Linked DNA regions of Homo sapiens: region 1 is linked to region 2. The links are chromatin loops, found by intact Hi-C in ENCODE. Cell type or tissue: breast epithelium. All regions are shown on one strand.

Region 1 (8,000 bases), 330 kb before region 2:
TGGTGGGGCATGGTGGGGTGTGGTGGTGGTGTTTGGGAGATCGCTGGCATCCCTTCAGGAAACCATCATGCACCATGCTGTCTTGGGCCTCAGTGGTGCACGTCGTGAGAGCTGTTAGTATGCAGGCTCCGTGTCCACAGGGCTGAAAATGCTGACACAGCCCAAGGGAGAGGCAGCAGAGGCTGGTTTGCTGAGCTTCTCTGCACATCAGCCTGTGTGGTTTGAAAGGGACCCTGCCCAGGGGCTTCTGGGGCCAGGAGAAGCTCAGGATGGAAGCGGGAGCCCAGAGGAGCTTTTGTCTCCTGGGTCCTAACAGCGGCTTCCATCACCGTGCGGGACCCACCGCTAAGAGGTCACGGCGTTCTCACTCCTCCCCATGTCCTTGGCCCAGGGCTGCTGTTCCAAACCGCCACAAGCTGGGGAGCTTATACAACAGAAACCCACTCTCCGTCCTGGAGCTGGAAGTCTGAGATCCAGGCGGGCAGGGGATAGACTCCCTGCTGAGGGTCTGGGGAGGTCCTTCCTGCCTCTCCCAGCTTTGGGGACTCCAGGTGTCCTTTGGCTGTGGCTGCATCCCTCCGATCTCTGCCTCTGCCTCTCTGTGGCCTCCCCTCTCTGTGTCTGTGTCTCTTCTGTCTCCCGTAAGGACACTGGTCATTGGATTGAGGGCCCACCCAGCTAGTCCACGATGATGTCATTTCAAGATGCTTCCCTTAATCCCATCTGCAAAGACACTTTCTCCCGGCAAAGCCACATGCGGAGGTTCTGGGATAGCCATAGATTTTGGGGGACCCCATTCTACACACTGGACCCATTTTTATAGACGAGGCAGCTGAGGCCCCAGGGGCTTCAGTGGCTCCCCAAGGCGGCAGTCACAGTGGTGACGCTGGCTGCCATGACGCCTGGGGAGCGAGGGCACCACCACGGAGCCTGCCAGCCCGTCCATCTCTGTCCCGCAGGCATCTGCAGCATGTGGGGCGGCTCCCACTATTCCACCTTTGACGGCACCTCTTACACCTTCCGGGGCAACTGCACCTATGTCCTCATGAGAGAGATCCATGCACGCTTTGGGAATCTCAGCCTCTACCTGGACAACCACTACTGCACGGCCTCTGCCACTGCCGCTGCCGCCCGCTGCCCCCGCGCCCTCAGCATCCACTACAAGTCCATGGATATCGTCCTCACTGTCACCATGGTGCATGGGAAGGAGGAGGGCCTGGTGAGTCCAGGCTGCGGGTGGCACAGTGTTGGCCCAGTCCCAACCGCACCTGGGCAGGCCGACTGCAGGCCGGGGTGACCCAGGTGCCGCAGCGATGGCCCAGTGCCCAAGACAGCTCCCAGGGGGCAGGGAAGGCCTGTGGAGCCGCCTAAGGCCGAGCGCACCCTGTGGCCTAAATGCAGCCAGCTGGAGACTCCAGGCCCCCAGGGAAGATCTGGGCTTTGGGGTGGGGGATACACAGGGGGGTCTCTGCACATGGAGGCAGAGCCCCAAAGAGAAGCCCTGCTCCCCGAGCCCACCTGGCACTGCCTCCCAGCTCAGGGTTCCCCTGGATTCCCCCAGATCCTGTTTGACCAAATTCCGGTGAGCAGCGGTTTCAGCAAGAACGGCGTGCTTGTGTCTGTGCTGGGGACCACCACCATGCGTGTGGACATTCCTGCCCTGGGCGTGAGCGTCACCTTCAATGGCCAAGTCTTCCAGGCCCGGCTGCCCTACAGCCTCTTCCACAACAACACCGAGGGCCAGTGCGGTGAGTGGGCGGCGGGTCCTGCCCCGGCCAGGGCTGCTGCTGGGCCTGACAACCCAGTGAGCATAGGGGAAGCCTGGGGAGGGGAATGAGTGGGGGAGGGGGGTGGGGGCTGTGAAAGGCTCCCCAGATTCCAGCCCCGCGGTGACGCCCCCACTCCCAGGCACCTGCACCAACAACCAGAGGGACGACTGTCTCCAGCGGGACGGAACCACTGCCGCCAGTTGCAAGGACATGGCCAAGACGTGGCTGGTCCCCGACAGCAGAAAGGATGGCTGCTGGGCCCCGACTGGCACACCCCCCACTGCCAGCCCCGCAGCCCCGGTGTCTAGCACACCCACCCCCACCCCATGCCCACCACAGCCGCTCTGTGATCTGATGCTGAGCCAGTGAGTCCTCCCCTCGGGGGTTGCAGGCCCTGGGGCGCCCCCGCCCGCCCGCATGCACGCACGCACGCAGCTCCCTGGGGCTGGGGGCCCTCCGTCCTGATCGCTTTGCCCCACAGGGTCTTTGCTGAGTGCCACAACCTTGTGCCCCCGGGCCCATTCTTCAACGCCTGCATCAGCGACCACTGCAGGGGCCGCCTTGAGGTGCCCTGCCAGAGCCTGGAGGCTTACGCAGAGCTCTGCCGCGCCCGGGGAGTGTGCAGTGACTGGCGAGGTGCAACCGGTGGCCTGTGCGGTGAGTGGGGGCGGCCCCGGGCCCCCCAGACCCCTCGGCCTCTCTGAGTGTCCTGTGCGGTGAGTGGGGGCGGCCCCGGGCCCCCCAGACCCCTCGGCCTCTCTGAGTGTCCTGTGCGGTGAGTGGGGGCGGCCCCGGGCCCCCCAGACCCCTCGGCCTCTCTGAGTGTCCTGTGCGGTGAGTGGGGGCGGCCCCGGGCCCCCCAGACCCCTCGGCCTCTCTGAGTGTCCTGTGCGGTGAGTGGGGGCGGCCCCGGGCCCCCCAGACCCCTCGGCCTCTCTGAGTGTCCTGTGCGGTGAGTGGGGGCGGCCCCGGGCCCCCCAGACCCCTCGGCCTCTCTGAGTGTCCTGTGCGGTGAGTGGGGGCGGCCCCGGGCCCCCCAGACCCCTCGGCCTCTCTGAGTGTCCTGTGCGGTGAGTGGGGGCGGCCCCGGGCCCCCCAGACCCCTCGGCCTCTCTGAGTGTCCTGTGCGGTGAGTGGGGGCGGCCCCGGGCCCCCCAGACTCCTCGGCCTCTCTGAGTGTCCTGTGCGGTGATTGGGGGCGGCCCTGGGCCCCCCCAACCCCTTGGCTTGTCTGACACCTCTCTGTGCCCACAGACCTCACCTGCCCACCCACCAAAGTGTACAAGCCATGCGGCCCCATACAGCCTGCCACCTGCAACTCTAGGTAAGTACAGGGATGGCTGGTGCCTTCCCTGCCACCCAGGCCTGCCTGACCGGTCTGGGGGAGCAGGAGGAGGCCAGAGGGTGTCCCACTGTGGGCCACAGATCTCTGGGGTGCCCGAGCCCAGGACTCCTTGGAAAACATCCCCTGCTGCTCCCAGATGCCTTAGAGACAGAGTCAGGCAGGGGGCGCATCCCTGGCCACGCCTGGCCCCGCATCCCCACCTGGCCCCGCCACCGAGCCCCACCCATCCCCGCCCATACTTAGCCCCGCCCACCCCCACCCCAGCCCCACCCGTCCCCGCCCCCAGCCCCGCCCACCCTGAGCCCCGCACTCCACCCATTCATCTCCTTCCCTGCTCCCCACTGCCCATCCTGGGGACTCACGTGGATGACAGTGGAGGCCTCCTGGATCTCTAGGTCTCAGGGCCTCTCTTGTCATCCTGCAGGAACCAGAGCCCACAGCTGGAGGGGATGGCGGAGGGCTGCTTCTGCCCTGAGGACCAGATCCTCTTCAACGCACACATGGGCATCTGCGTGCAGGCCTGCCGTAAGCTCCGCCACCTGTGGCGGGATACGACCCTGGGCCCGACCCAAGCACACACAGGGTGGGAGGAGCCGCCCAGGACCATGATGTGCTCTCCCCTCTCCCCAGCTGACCCCCGTGACCTGTTCTGCCCCACCAGAGCATGGGATGGCCCCAGAGTGGCCCTGAACCCTGCAGAGCCCCCACGGTCCCCTGAAGCCCCACAGGGAGGCTCTGTCCTTGAGTGATCCTGTGATGGTCCCTCCCCTGAGCCCTGCCTCCCACCACCATGGACGAGGCTTCCATGCACTGACAGCTGGGCTCACGGTGCCCTGGCCTGAGCTCCAGCCACATCTGACACCCCAAAAGTTCTCCAGGGCCTTCCATCCCGGGGGGAAGCAGGCTCCAGGCCTGAGAGCACCTCCCATGGCCAGAGGCCCCTCCGCCTGCAAACTCAGCACCCTCCGTGATGCCATGCTGTTTTCTTTCCAGCCTGCGTGGGACCCGATGGGTTTCCTAAATTTGTGAGTGGCTCCACCCCCACCTGCCCTACCCCACCCTCTCGCGAGCTGAGGGAGGGAGGGAAGGAGCATCCCCATCCCACAGGGCAGCTGTGGGGCGCCCGAGTGTGACGTGGACGTGCCAGTGGCTGGTGTGCGCTTCCTGCCCCATCACTCTGGGCCACTCGGGTACCAGCCCGAGGGAGGGGGTGGCTGGACAGATGCCCAGGGTTGACCTGTGTCTGTCCAGGAGCCCTCAGGGACCCCCTTGATCCATTCCAGCCCGGGGAGCGGTGGGTCAGCAACTGCCAGTCCTGCGTGTGTGACGAGGGTTCAGTGTCGGTGCAGTGCAAGCCCCTGCCCTGTGACGCCCAGGGTCAGCCCCCGCCGTGCAACCGTCCCGGCTTCGTAACCGTGACCAGGCCCCGGGCCGAGAACCCCTGCTGCCCCGAGACGGTGTGCGGTAAGACGCTGCAGAGCAGAGGTGCCCGGCATAGGGTGAGGGGGGACAGAGCCGGTGCCCACCAGGGGCCTGTGGGTTGGGCACAGGAGAGCAGAGGAGAGCCACTGTGTCCTGGCGTGACCGCGGCAGGACCACTCGGCAGAGATGGCCTCCAGGTGCTTCATTCTCCTCCTAACGATGAGGCTGGTGACCTCTGGCCTGCCCAGGAGTGGCCCAGGGACGTGGGAAGCAGCGGGGAGGTGGCCAAGCAAGGGGCCTGGAGGGAGCCCCCAGGGGCTGTGAAGCGGTCAGGTCCTCGGGGAAAAGCACGCCTGCGACTTACTCTGGGAACAAGTGGTCGGGAGGAGGAGTGAGCAGCGCCCAGACAGTGGCCTCCATCCTCCCGCAGTGTGCAACACAACCACCTGCCCCCAGAGCCTGCCTGTGTGCCCGCCAGGGCAGGAGTCCATCTGCACCCAGGAGGAGGGCGACTGCTGTCCCACCTTCCGCTGCAGTGAGCGGGGCTGGGGCCGGGCTCCTGGGTGGCCTCTTGCTGGGGGTGGGGGAGTGCAGGATGGTGGGGGCGCTGGAGCACATGCTCCCCACCACTTGTCGAGGGCTTAGCTCCCTTTCCTTCCAGGACCTCAGCTGTGTTCGTACAATGGCACCTTCTACGGGGTAAGGGCACAGCAGTGGGTGGGTGTGGCCCTGGGGCCTGAACATGTGTGTGGGATGCCCCGGGGCTCTCTGAGCCCCACTCCTTGTCTTGACATTCCTGCCCTGAGGGCCGATCCGCACAGGGGCCCTGGACACGTCAGAGCTGGGACATGCTTGGGACTCAGGGGCACCTTACGTCGACAGCCATGAGCTCCACAACTGCTGCCTCTGAGAGGTCCCTTCAGGGGCTCCCAGCAACAGCCTGGGGGCAGCACACACTGGCCTGGGGTCCCCGCCTGCCCGCCCAGATTCCTACCCGCCCGGATTCCTGCCTGCCAGATTCCTGCCCCCATGGGGTCTCTGCCCACCCAGATTCCTGCCCACATGGGGTCTCTGCCTGCCCAGATTCCCTGCCCACCTGTGGTCCCTGTGTGCATCAGCTCCCTGCCTGCCTGGGTCCATGCTCAGCCAGGGGTGCATCTATGCTCCATCTGAGGAAGGAACAACTCCCTGCAGGCCCCATTGGGTCATGGGGAGGGGTCCTGGCCCTGTTGCCCCACCAGTGCCCTCAGTGCCACCCTCCCACCCCTTGCAGGTTGGTGCAACCTTCCCAGGCGCCCTTCCCTGCCACATGTGTACCTGCCTCTCTGGGGACACCCAGGACCCAACGGTGCAATGTCAGGAGGATGCCTGCAACAATACTACCTGTCCCCAGGTGAGACCCGAGGCACCTGCCCCCAGGTGAGCCCCCGAGGCACCTGCCCCCAAGTGAGACCCGAGGCACCTGCCCCCAGGTGAGACCTGAGTCACCCGCCCCCAGGTGAGCCCCCGAGGCACCTGCCCCCAGGTGAGTCCCTGAGGCACTTGCCCCCAAGTGAGACCCGAGGCACCTGCCCCCAGGTGAGACCCGAGGCACCTGCCCCCAGGTGAGACCTGAGTCACCTGCCCCCAGGTGAGCCACCAAGGCACCTGCCCCCAAGTGAGACCCGAGGCACCTGCCCCCAGGTGAGCCCACAGCTGCTGGGCAGACCCAGCCCTGAGTCACTTATCCTGGCTCCCTGGGGTTCTCTAGCTCAGCCATTGCTGGGGTCTTGTTTGTTTCCAAAGGGAGGGTATGAAGTAGGAGGATAACTGAGGGGGTCTGGGGGTGGGACAGGACCTGCAGGCTGCTGGGGACAGGGGCTGAGGTCAGGTTCCAGGAAGGCAGGGGTAGGCAGAGAGAAGGTGCTGGAAACTGGGGTGAGGCTGAGCCGGGATAACTGAGTGGGGGCAACTTCTTCGGGTATAGGCCCAGGCAGGGACAGGGCTAAGGGGTCCTGGACCACTGGGGTGTAGACAGGAGGGCAGGCTGGGCCGGGGCATGTGCTGGAGGAGAGGGTTAGGGCCTGACGCCCCTCATGTCCCCACAGGGCTTTGAGTACAAGAGAGTGGCCGGGCAGTGCTGTGGGGAGTGCGTCCAGACCGCCTGCCTCACGCCCGATGGCCAGCCAGTCCAGGTAACAGCAGAGGCATGTGGGGGCAGGTCTCAGCTCCCTCCCTGGAGACCCTCACCCCCAATGGGGCTCTGCACAAGAGGTAATCCCTACTCAGCTTCCACACTCACCCTTGCATTTCAGCTGAATGAAACCTGGGTCAACAGCCATGTGGACAACTGCACCGTGTACCTCTGTGAGGCTGAGGGTGGAGTCCATTTGCTGACCCCACAGCCTGCATCCTGCCCAGATGTGTCCAGCTGCAGGGTGTGTGCTGGAGGCCCTGCCCCTGCCTGGGAGTCCTTGTCCATCAGGGAGGCCCAACCCCTGTCTGGGATGCCCTGCACAGCAGGGAGGCCCCACCCCTGCTGGGGAGGCCCCACCCCTGCCTGGGAAGCCCCACCCCTGCCTGGGAGGCCCCGCCCCTGCCCGGGAGGCCATGCCCCTGCCCGGGTGGGCCCCTCCCCAGGAGGCCGCACCCACCAGGGAGGCCCCGCCCACAGCCCTGCCCCCTGTCTTTGGCCCCCACCAGGGGAGCCTCAGGAAAACCGGCTGCTGCTACTCCTGTGAGGAGGGTAAGTGGAAGCCACCTTCCCACACCAGCCCTCCAGCTCCAGCCCGTCGCCACCCATCCATTCCTGCCCAGACATCTGCACTAGGCAGCAGTGGGATGCCCGCGTCCAGACTCCACCCTCGGTCCTGGAGGGCCATGGGAGGGGTGGTCCCATGGGGAGGGTCGGCCCAGCAAGTCCAGGCCCTCAGAGTGAGGGTCCAGTGGGGCTCCACATCTGCCTTTCCTCCTCCCAGACTCCTGTCAAGTCCGCATCAACACGACCATCCTGTGGCACCAGGGCTGCGAGACCGAGGTCAACATCACCTTCTGCGAGGGCTCCTGCCCCGGAGCGTCCAAGTGAGTGGGCTCCTGGCCCTGTGCCAAGAGCACCTGCGTGTGGTGGGTCCGCCCTGGCCCGTCAGCTGGCTGGCAGCCTGCTCTGGGTCAGGAGGGCCTACGCCAGCTCCAGGAAGGAGGGAAGGGGCTCCCCAGCAGGGCTCCCCCTCTCCACGTCCATTGGCAGAAAGCCTGGGGCCGCTCTCCTAGCCAGGCCAGGGCCCGGCTGAGCCGAGCCACATGGCACAGAGCTCCCCGCTGCGAACCCAGGTCCAGGTGTCCCCCTGGGGAGGGTGGGTGGAACCAGAGCCTTCTGTGAAGCCCCCCATGGCTTGCCACTGTGGTTGGCTGTCAGCAGGAGGGGCCAGAAGGGTTGACCCTTAGCTAGAAGAGGCAGGAGGAAGGGTCAAGGGCTGCTTAGGGTC
Region 2 (8,000 bases):
GGGTCCATATCTAAGGACCGTGGGGGTCCATATCTTGGGACCATGGGGGGTCTATATGTCAGGACCGTGGGGGTCTATATCTAAGGACCGTGGGGTTCTGTATCTCAGGACCGTGGGGGTCCATATCTAGGGACCGTGGGGGTCCATATCTAGGGACCGTGGGGGGTCCATATGTCGGGACCGTGGGGGTGTCTATATCTCGGGACCGTGGGGGTCCATATCTAAGGACTGTGGGGGTCCATATCTTGGGACCATGGGGGGTCTATATGTCAGGACCGTGGGGGTCTATATCTAAGGACCGTGGGGTTCTGTATCTCAGGACCGTGGGGGTCTGTATCTAGGGACCGTGGGGATCTGTATCTAGGGACCGTGCGGATCTGTATCTAGGGACTGTGGGAGTCTATATCTAAGGACCGTGGGGTCTATATCTAGGGACCGTGGGGGTCCATATCTCAGGACCGTGGGGATCTGTATCTCAGGACCGTGGGGGTCTGTATCTCGGGACCGTGGGAGTCTATATCTAGGGACTGTGGGAGTCTATATCTAAGGACCGTGGCGTCCATATCTAGGGACCATGGGGGTCCATATGTCGGGACCGTGGGGGGTCTATATCTCGGGACCGTGGGGGTCCATATCTAAGGACCATATGTCGGGACCGTGGGGTTCTGTATCTCAGGACCGTGGGGGTCTGTATCTAGGGACCGTAGGGATCTGTGTCTAGGGACCGTGGGGGTCTATATCTAGGGACTGTGGGAGTCTATATCTAAGGACTGTGGCGGTCTGTATCTCGGGACCGTGGGGGTCTATATCTCAGGACCGTGGGGCTCCATATCTCAGGACCATGGGGGTCTGTATCTAAGGACCGTGGAGGTCTATATCTCGGGACCGTGGGGGTCTCCATCTAAGGACTGTGGGGGTCTAGCTGCTCTCTTCCAACAGTGAGCACGTGGCCTCCCTCTCTAGTGCAGACAGGGAGAGGAGCTGAACATTTCGTCTACCCGCTCAGTTAGGGATTGGGCCACTTCAGTCAATCGTCCCTCTGTGTGGCTTTCCTGGAGTTTTGGTTAAGAGCCTGGCCAGTCCGTGTCTTCTTATCCCTGACAGGCTGTCAGAGAGTCACTTCTTTCCCTGAGGTACAGGCTTAGCTCTTTAGTTGTCTGCTCAGGCAGCTTCAAAATTTGGAAAATGTCTTAAGGGCCAGATTAACCTGTGCCTGGGGCAGGACCCCTTCCTCTAGAAAAGCTCTGTGTACTAAGCTCCACAAGGCTATGCGAGACTTCAGCGCACCTGCGGAGGCCTCAGGCCTCACTTCTTAGCCTCCCCAGAAATTTGCAAATGTCCCAGTTTTCTGCTCCAGCCCCTGTGGTTGCCAAGAGCCCTGCTGGGTATTTCTCCCAGTAGAATTCCTCTTCCCCAGTGGGACCGAGGCTCAGCTCATACCCAGCACTGGTTAATTCCTTAAAGGGAGAGAAGCCGACATTCAGCTCATCTTGGAAGGGCTCTCTCTGAATGTTTTCATCTGGTTCTTGTTGCTTCTACAGTTCTCCAATGTCTTTTTTATAGATACATTTTTCCGGTATTTCAAAATTGTGGGCCGGATGCAGTGGCTGACGCCTATAATCCCAGCACTTTGGGAGGGTGAGGCAGGTAGATCACTTGAGGTCAGGAGTTTGAGACCAGCCTGGCCAACATGGTGAAACCCCATCTCTACTAAAAATACAAACAAAACAAAATTAGCTGGGCATGGTGGCTCATGCCTGTAGTCCCAGAAACTCAGGAGGCTGAGGCAGGAGAATAGCTTGAACCCAGGAGGCAGAGGTTGCAGTGAGTGGAGATCACACTACTGCACTCCAGCCTGGGCAACAGAGTGAGACTCCATCTCAGAAAAAAAAAATTGTGGTAAGATACATACGGTAGGATTTCCTGAAGTTATTTATTTATTTATTTATTTATTTATTTATTTATTTATTTTACCATCTGAGTTCTGTAATTAATGTGGCCTTCTCTGGTTGCTGCAATGGGATTGCTGACCTTCCATATACATCCCCTCTGGAATGTCATATTTGCATTCTTCTGGCTTTTTTTGTTTGTTTTTTGTTTTTTTTGAGACGGAATCTTGCTCTGTAGCCCAGGCTGGAGTGCAGTGGCGCGATCTCGGCTCACTGCAGCCTCCGCCTCCCGGGTTCACACCATTCTCCTGCCTCAGTCTCCTGAGTAGCTGGGACTACAGGCGCCTGCCACCATGCCCGGCTAAATTTTTGTATTTTTAGTAGAGAGGGGGGTTTCACCGTGTTAGCCAGGATGGTCTCAATCTCCTGACCTGGTGATCCGCCCCCCTCGGCCTCCCAAAGTGCTGGGATTACAGGCATGAGCCACCGCACCTGGCCGCCGGCATCTTTAATTCAGACTGCCAGCTTCCAGAACCCTGAGAAATACACTTCTGTTGTACATGCCAGTCCATGGTGTTCTGTTACATCAGCCCAAAGAGAATAAGACCGCGTGGTAACAGGCCATGATGACCCCCTAGTGATTGCTTTTGCCTGATCAAGGCAAGGCACCCCCGCCCTGAGCCAGATGCTGAGAGGGTGTGGTAGAGGCTGCACGGCAAGGGGCTGAGCCAGGTGGCTGCTGGTGCTCCTGCCTCTGACCGCCACCATGTATCCAGGATCCCTGCTGGCCAGGGCGCCCACCTGCCTGCTCCGGTTTGGTTCAGGGCCGGTGTGTGTGTGTGTGTGTGTGTGTGTGTGTGTGTGTGTGGTTCCCAGGGGACCCAGTGTAGCCACAGATGCCCCCCACCTGCCTCGAGAGGGAAATAAACATAAATATACCAAGACAGCTATGGGGTGCTGGGGTGAGCGGTTTATTGGATGTTTAAAGGACAGAGATCTGAACTCCTAGTGACTGCAGAGTGAGCAAGCACCCTGGGCTGTCCTGCAGGGCTGTCCGTGCTGGATGTGGTGCCAGCAGGCAGGGCTTGCGGATAGGCATTTGCTGCAGGTGGCTGGGGCGGTGGGGGGCTGGTCTCCAGATGCCTGGAAGGGAGGCCTTGAAAGTCATTCTTCTTGGATGCATGGGCCCATGGCATTTCTTGGTAGAAGGTCAAAGAGAAGTGTTCATGCTTGGCAAGGCAGGAGGGTGGGAGATAGGGTAGTGGGTGGGGAAGGAGAGTCTGGCTCACTGGGTGCCAGGAAAAGGAGGTAAAGGCTGGGCAGGAATGCCTGGCCATGGTAAGAGTCCTGCAAAGCCAGAAATCAGATCTTGCACTGGCAGCACACGGGGACACAGCAACTGGACTGGGAGCAGCAGGGCTTGCAGCAGCTGGATTGGCAACAGGATGACCCACAGCCTGAGGAACAGCAGCAGGGCTTACAGCAACTGCACTGGGAGCAGGATGACCCGCAGCCTCCCTTAGACCCCGCGCAAGAGCCACAACTGGAACAGGAACAGCAACACACGGGCACACCGCAGCCGGAGCCACAGCCCCCACAGCCGGAGCCACAACCCCCCTTGGATCCCCCACAAGAACCGCAGCCCCCCTTGCAGCCTCCACAGGAGCCACAGCCCCCCTTGGAGCCCCCACAAGAACCACAGGCCCCCTTGGAGCACCCACAGGAGCCACAGCCCCCTTTGCCACAGCTGGAGCAGGAACAAGCTGGCACACAGCAGCACATGGGCTTGCAGCAGCAGACAGGCACACAGCAGCTGGAGCCACATCCCCCACAGCCGGAACCACAGCCACCCTTGGATCCCCCACAAGAGCCACAGCCCCCCTTGGAGCCCCCACAGGAGCCACAACCCCCCTTGGATCCCCCACAAGAGCCACAGCCCCCCTTGCAGCCTCCACAGGAGCCACAGCCCCCCTTGGAGCCCCCAGAAGAGCCACAGCCCCCTTTGCCACAGCTGGAGCAGGAACAGGTTGGCACACGGCAGCACACGGGCTTGCAGCAGCAGACGGGCACACAGCAGCTGGAGCCAGAACCTCCACAGCCAGAGCCACAGCCCCCACAGCCGGAGCCACAGCCCCCACAGCCGGAGCCACAGCCCCCACAGCTGGAGCCACAGCCTCCGGAGCAGCCGCAACAGCCCATGGTTCTGGTGGATTGAGGGTGGAGCAGGTAGAGGAGCAGGTGAGAGGGAGGTGCAGGTGTGGAGCTCCCTGAGCCTGGACCCTTTATATCCCTGCCCAGGGTCATGTGTGAGGCTGGGCACACATTTCCTGGTTCCTGTTTGTGCCATTTTTAGGGCCCCTTTTTCTTGTTTCCTCTAGAAATCCGCCCCTTGGTGTATGGGCTGCTCAGTGGGCTGCTGCTCTCTTGCTGAATCTGTGTCCAGACTTAATGGAGGCCCCCAAGGGTCTAGCCTCTCCCTGTTGACTCCAGAGTCACACTGGATTTACAAAAGCATCTATTTTAGGCTGGGCATGGTGGCTCACACCTGTAATCTCAGCACTTTGGGAGGCCTAGGCAGGTGGATCACTTGAGGTGAGGGGTTGGAGACCAGCCTGGCCAAAATGGTGAAATCTCGTGTCTACTAAAAACACAAAAATTAACTGGGTGTGGTGGCTCACATCTGTAATCCCAGCACTTTGGGAGGCCGAGGCAGGTGGATCATTTGAGGTCAGGAGTTGGAGACCAGCCTGCCCAACATGGCAAAACCCCATCTCTACTAAAAATACAAAAATTAGCCAGGCATGGTGGTGCATGCTTGTAACTCCAGCTACTTGGGAGGCTGAGGCAGGAGAATGGCTTGAACCCAGAGGTGAAGGTTGCAGTGAGCAGAGATCACACCACTGCACTCTAGTGTGGGCAACAGAGCGGGACTCTGTCTCAAAAAAAAAAAAAAAGTGATCTATTTTAGTTGAACGATGGTATAAAGAGTAATATATTTAAAAAATGTAAAAAAAAACCCTACTCAACTTGGGAAAAAATGGCATAAATAAATGAAGTCTCTGTTCCTCCATCTCTCCATATTGTTTCTGTCCCACCCTAATAATTTCTTGAATTTGGAATTCACCACTCTCATGAAGGTCCTCACACTCCTACTTAATATGTATGTTCCTTTAAAAATGTTTTGTGGCCAGGCGCGGTGGCTCACACCTGTAATTTCAGCACTTTGGGAGGCTGAGGTGGGCGGATCATTTGAGTCCAGGAGTTTGAGACCAGCCTCACTAACATGGTGAAACCTCGTCTTTACTAAAAATACAAAAATTAACCAGGTATGGTGGCATGTGCCTGTAATCCCAGCTATTCGGGAGGCTGAGGCAGGAGAATCGCTTGAACCTGGGAGGCAGTGGTTGCAGTGAGCTGAAATCACGCCATTGCACTCCAGCCTGGGCAACAGAGTGAGACTCTATCTCAAAAAAAAAAAAAAAAAAAGAAAAGAAAAAAGAAAAAAAAATTTTACATGCTGAAAACTTTATGTAATGGGTATTACACTGTATTTCTCTTTCTGTAAATTGCTTTTGAAAAAAATAGGTGTTAGGCTAAAGAGATTTTCTCTAGGGATACATATGGTTTTAATTTATTTGTTTTCTCTGATTTCTAAATATACATTGACTTATCCATTTACTTGTTGATGGACCTTTTGTTTCCTTTTTGTTGCTATTTCAAGCAAGCTGCAACTTTCTTGCCCAAAACCCCTCCTGCAGGTGTGGGTGCCTGAAAGTCAGGAGGTTCTTGTTACCAAGCTGTCTTCCCAAGGGATCCCCCCAGCCAGCTGCTGTCCAACCAGCATTGCCAGAGAGCTCCTGTTTCCTGGCACCCCCACCAAAACTTGCAACTGTCAACTTACACCCTTCATGTGGGTGTGTAACACAGTGTTACACACTGTGGTTTAATATTCCCTCTTCCTGGTTACTAGCCATGCTGTGCCTCTTTCCATATGGTCACCTGTCATTAGAGTCTCGTTAATTTCACGTCCTTGGCCCACTTTACAAAATTGAGATAGTTATTATTATTAATTTTTGAGATGGAGAGTCTTGCTCTGTCTCCCAGGCTGTAGCGCAATGGTGCGATTTCGGCTCACTGCAACCTCCGCTTTCCATGCTCGAGCAATTCTCCTGCCTCAGCCTCCCGAGTATCTGGGATTACGGGCATGTGCTACCACACCTGGCTAATTTTTGTATTTTTAGTAGAGTCAAGGTTTCACCATGTTGGTCAGGCTGGTCTTGAACTCCTGACCTCAAGTGATCCACCCACCTCGGCCTCCCAGAGTGCTGGGATTACAGGTGTGAGCCACCACACCTGGCCAAGATCATTATTATTTTTATTGGTGTCTGAAGTTCTTTGAATTTTCTGGATTCTTTTATTTTGAGATGGAGTCTTGCTCTGTTGCCAGGCTGGAGTGCAGTGGCATGGTCTCGGCTCACTGCAGCCTCTGACTCCCTGGTTTGAGCAATTCTCCTGCTTCAGTCTCCCCTGGGATTACAGGCACGTGCCACCACACCCAGCTAATTTTTGTATTTTTAGTAGAGACAGGGTTTCACCGTGTTGGCCAGGCTGGTCTCCTGACCTCATGATCCACCTGCCTCAGCCTCCCAAAGTGCTGGGATTACAGGCGAGAGCCACAGCGCCCAGCCTTTTGTTTCTTCTTCTTCTTCTTCTTCTTTTTTTTTTTTTTTTTTTTGAGACAGAGTCTCGCTCTGTTGCGCAGGCTGGAGTGCAGTGGTGTGATCTCGGCTCACTGCAACCTCTGCCTCCGAGTTCAAGCAATTCTCCTGCCTCATCCTCCTGTGTTTCTTCTTAACATAGATGTCATTTATTCTAAGTTTTTCAAATTTATTGGGATGTACTTTTCATAGTTGCCTCTGTTTTTGAAGATGGGATCTTGCTATGTTGTCCAGGCTGGGGTGCAGTGGCCGTTCACAGGCACCATCATAGCTCACTGCAGTCTCGAACTCACGCCTGGCCTCAAGTGGTCCTCAGCCTCTGAAGTAGCTGGGACTACTACAGACTACCACATTTGACTACTACAAATCCCTACCGTGTGCCACCACGCCTGGCTTAGTAGCCTGTTATTTTTAATAGCTGCTAAATTTGTCATTATTTGCTTTCTTTTCTTTCTTTTTTTTTTATGGCAGGGTCTCACTCTGTCACCCAGGCTGGAGTACAGTGGTGTGATCTCGGCTCACCACAACCTCTGCCTCCCGGGTTCAAGTAATTCTCCTGCCTTAGCCTCCCGAGTAGCTGGGATTATAGGCACCTGCTATCATGCCTGGCTAATTTTTGTATTTTTAGTAGAGATAGGGTTTTGCCATGTTGGCCAGCCTGGTCTCGAACTCCTGGCTTCAGGTGATCCACCTGCCTTGGCCTCCCACGGTGCTGGGATTACAGGCGTGAGCCACCGTGCCCAGCCTATTTGCCGTTTTTCATCCCTGCTTCAGGTTATACATGCTCTTTCTCCTGCCCGACCCTTTTTTTCCTCATTGGTTTTGCTAAATATTGTTGATTTTCTTTGTCTTTTGAAAGACCAGCTTTTGATTTTGTTGATTCTGTTTGTTGTATGTGTTAAACATTTTTATTTAGTTCTGCTCATATCTTTATTTTCTCCATTGTTCTTTTTGCACTTTCTAAACATGCGGGTGCTGGGGTGCGTGACTGTCTGCTGGACGTGGACTGTCAGGCCAGGAGGCGTGCGATAGAGAGTCACTGCCATCTGGGCTTTCTATCTGTCCCTCCTTCCTTCCCTCCCTCCCTCCCTCCCTTTTCTGCAGTCATTTTCATTCAGCTTCTTTCAGCCTTTCTGCAAGCTTCTGGGTGAGGTAACTACTGTGGGGCTGCTTTAAAAGCTCCCATATTTTGGGGTCTCTGTTCTTTACCCGATGAGCTAAGCCTGTGGGGTTTGCTGTGATTTCTGACATACGTGGGCTGCTTCCCACCACCCTTTGCATTTCACCATCCTGTGGTAGTGCTTCCTTCCCCTCTTCTTTTAGATGGAGTTTTTAAGGTTCTGTTTTTGTTTTTATTTTGTTTTGCTTTGACTGACTTAGAAGTTATATACAC

The links. Peaks named below come from ENCODE experiments on the same cell type or tissue, not always from the same donor. Only the 100,000 strongest peaks of a DNase experiment are listed, where the experiment ranks them.
Region 1: a loop joins it to region 2, with 38 times the contacts of the local background. A loop is called at or near these places in 11 of 110 quality-filtered maps.

Annotation. Positions count from the first base shown.
Region 1 is chr11:1,253,133-1,261,132 of GRCh38, forward strand. MUC5B (mucin 5B, oligomeric mucus/gel-forming) reads left to right here. Exons shown (of 49, transcript NM_002458.3): 34 at 960-1,219; 35 at 1,562-1,748; 36 at 1,909-2,134; 37 at 2,251-2,426; 38 at 3,024-3,093; 39 at 3,539-3,639; 40 at 4,108-4,139; 41 at 4,398-4,578; 42 at 4,967-5,071; 43 at 5,198-5,235; 44 at 5,810-5,929; 45 at 6,624-6,710; 46 at 6,831-6,953; 47 at 7,219-7,261; 1 more. It overlaps MIR6744 (microRNA 6744), which reads left to right and starts at 3,473; the gene lies at 3,473-3,538. RefSeq lists a silencer at 6,975-7,204. In breast epithelium, no CTCF peak of the experiment used is centred here; no DNase peak of the experiment used is centred here.
Region 2 is chr11:1,581,162-1,589,161 of GRCh38, forward strand. It overlaps KRTAP5-1 (keratin associated protein 5-1), which reads right to left and starts at 4,122. Exons shown (of 1, transcript NM_001005922.1): 1 at 3,181-4,122. The coding sequence starts at 4,088. The coding sequence ends at 3,252. The region is part of intron 1 of KRTAP5-AS1 (KRTAP5-1/KRTAP5-2 antisense RNA 1); the gene reads left to right. In breast epithelium, no CTCF peak of the experiment used is centred here; no DNase peak of the experiment used is centred here.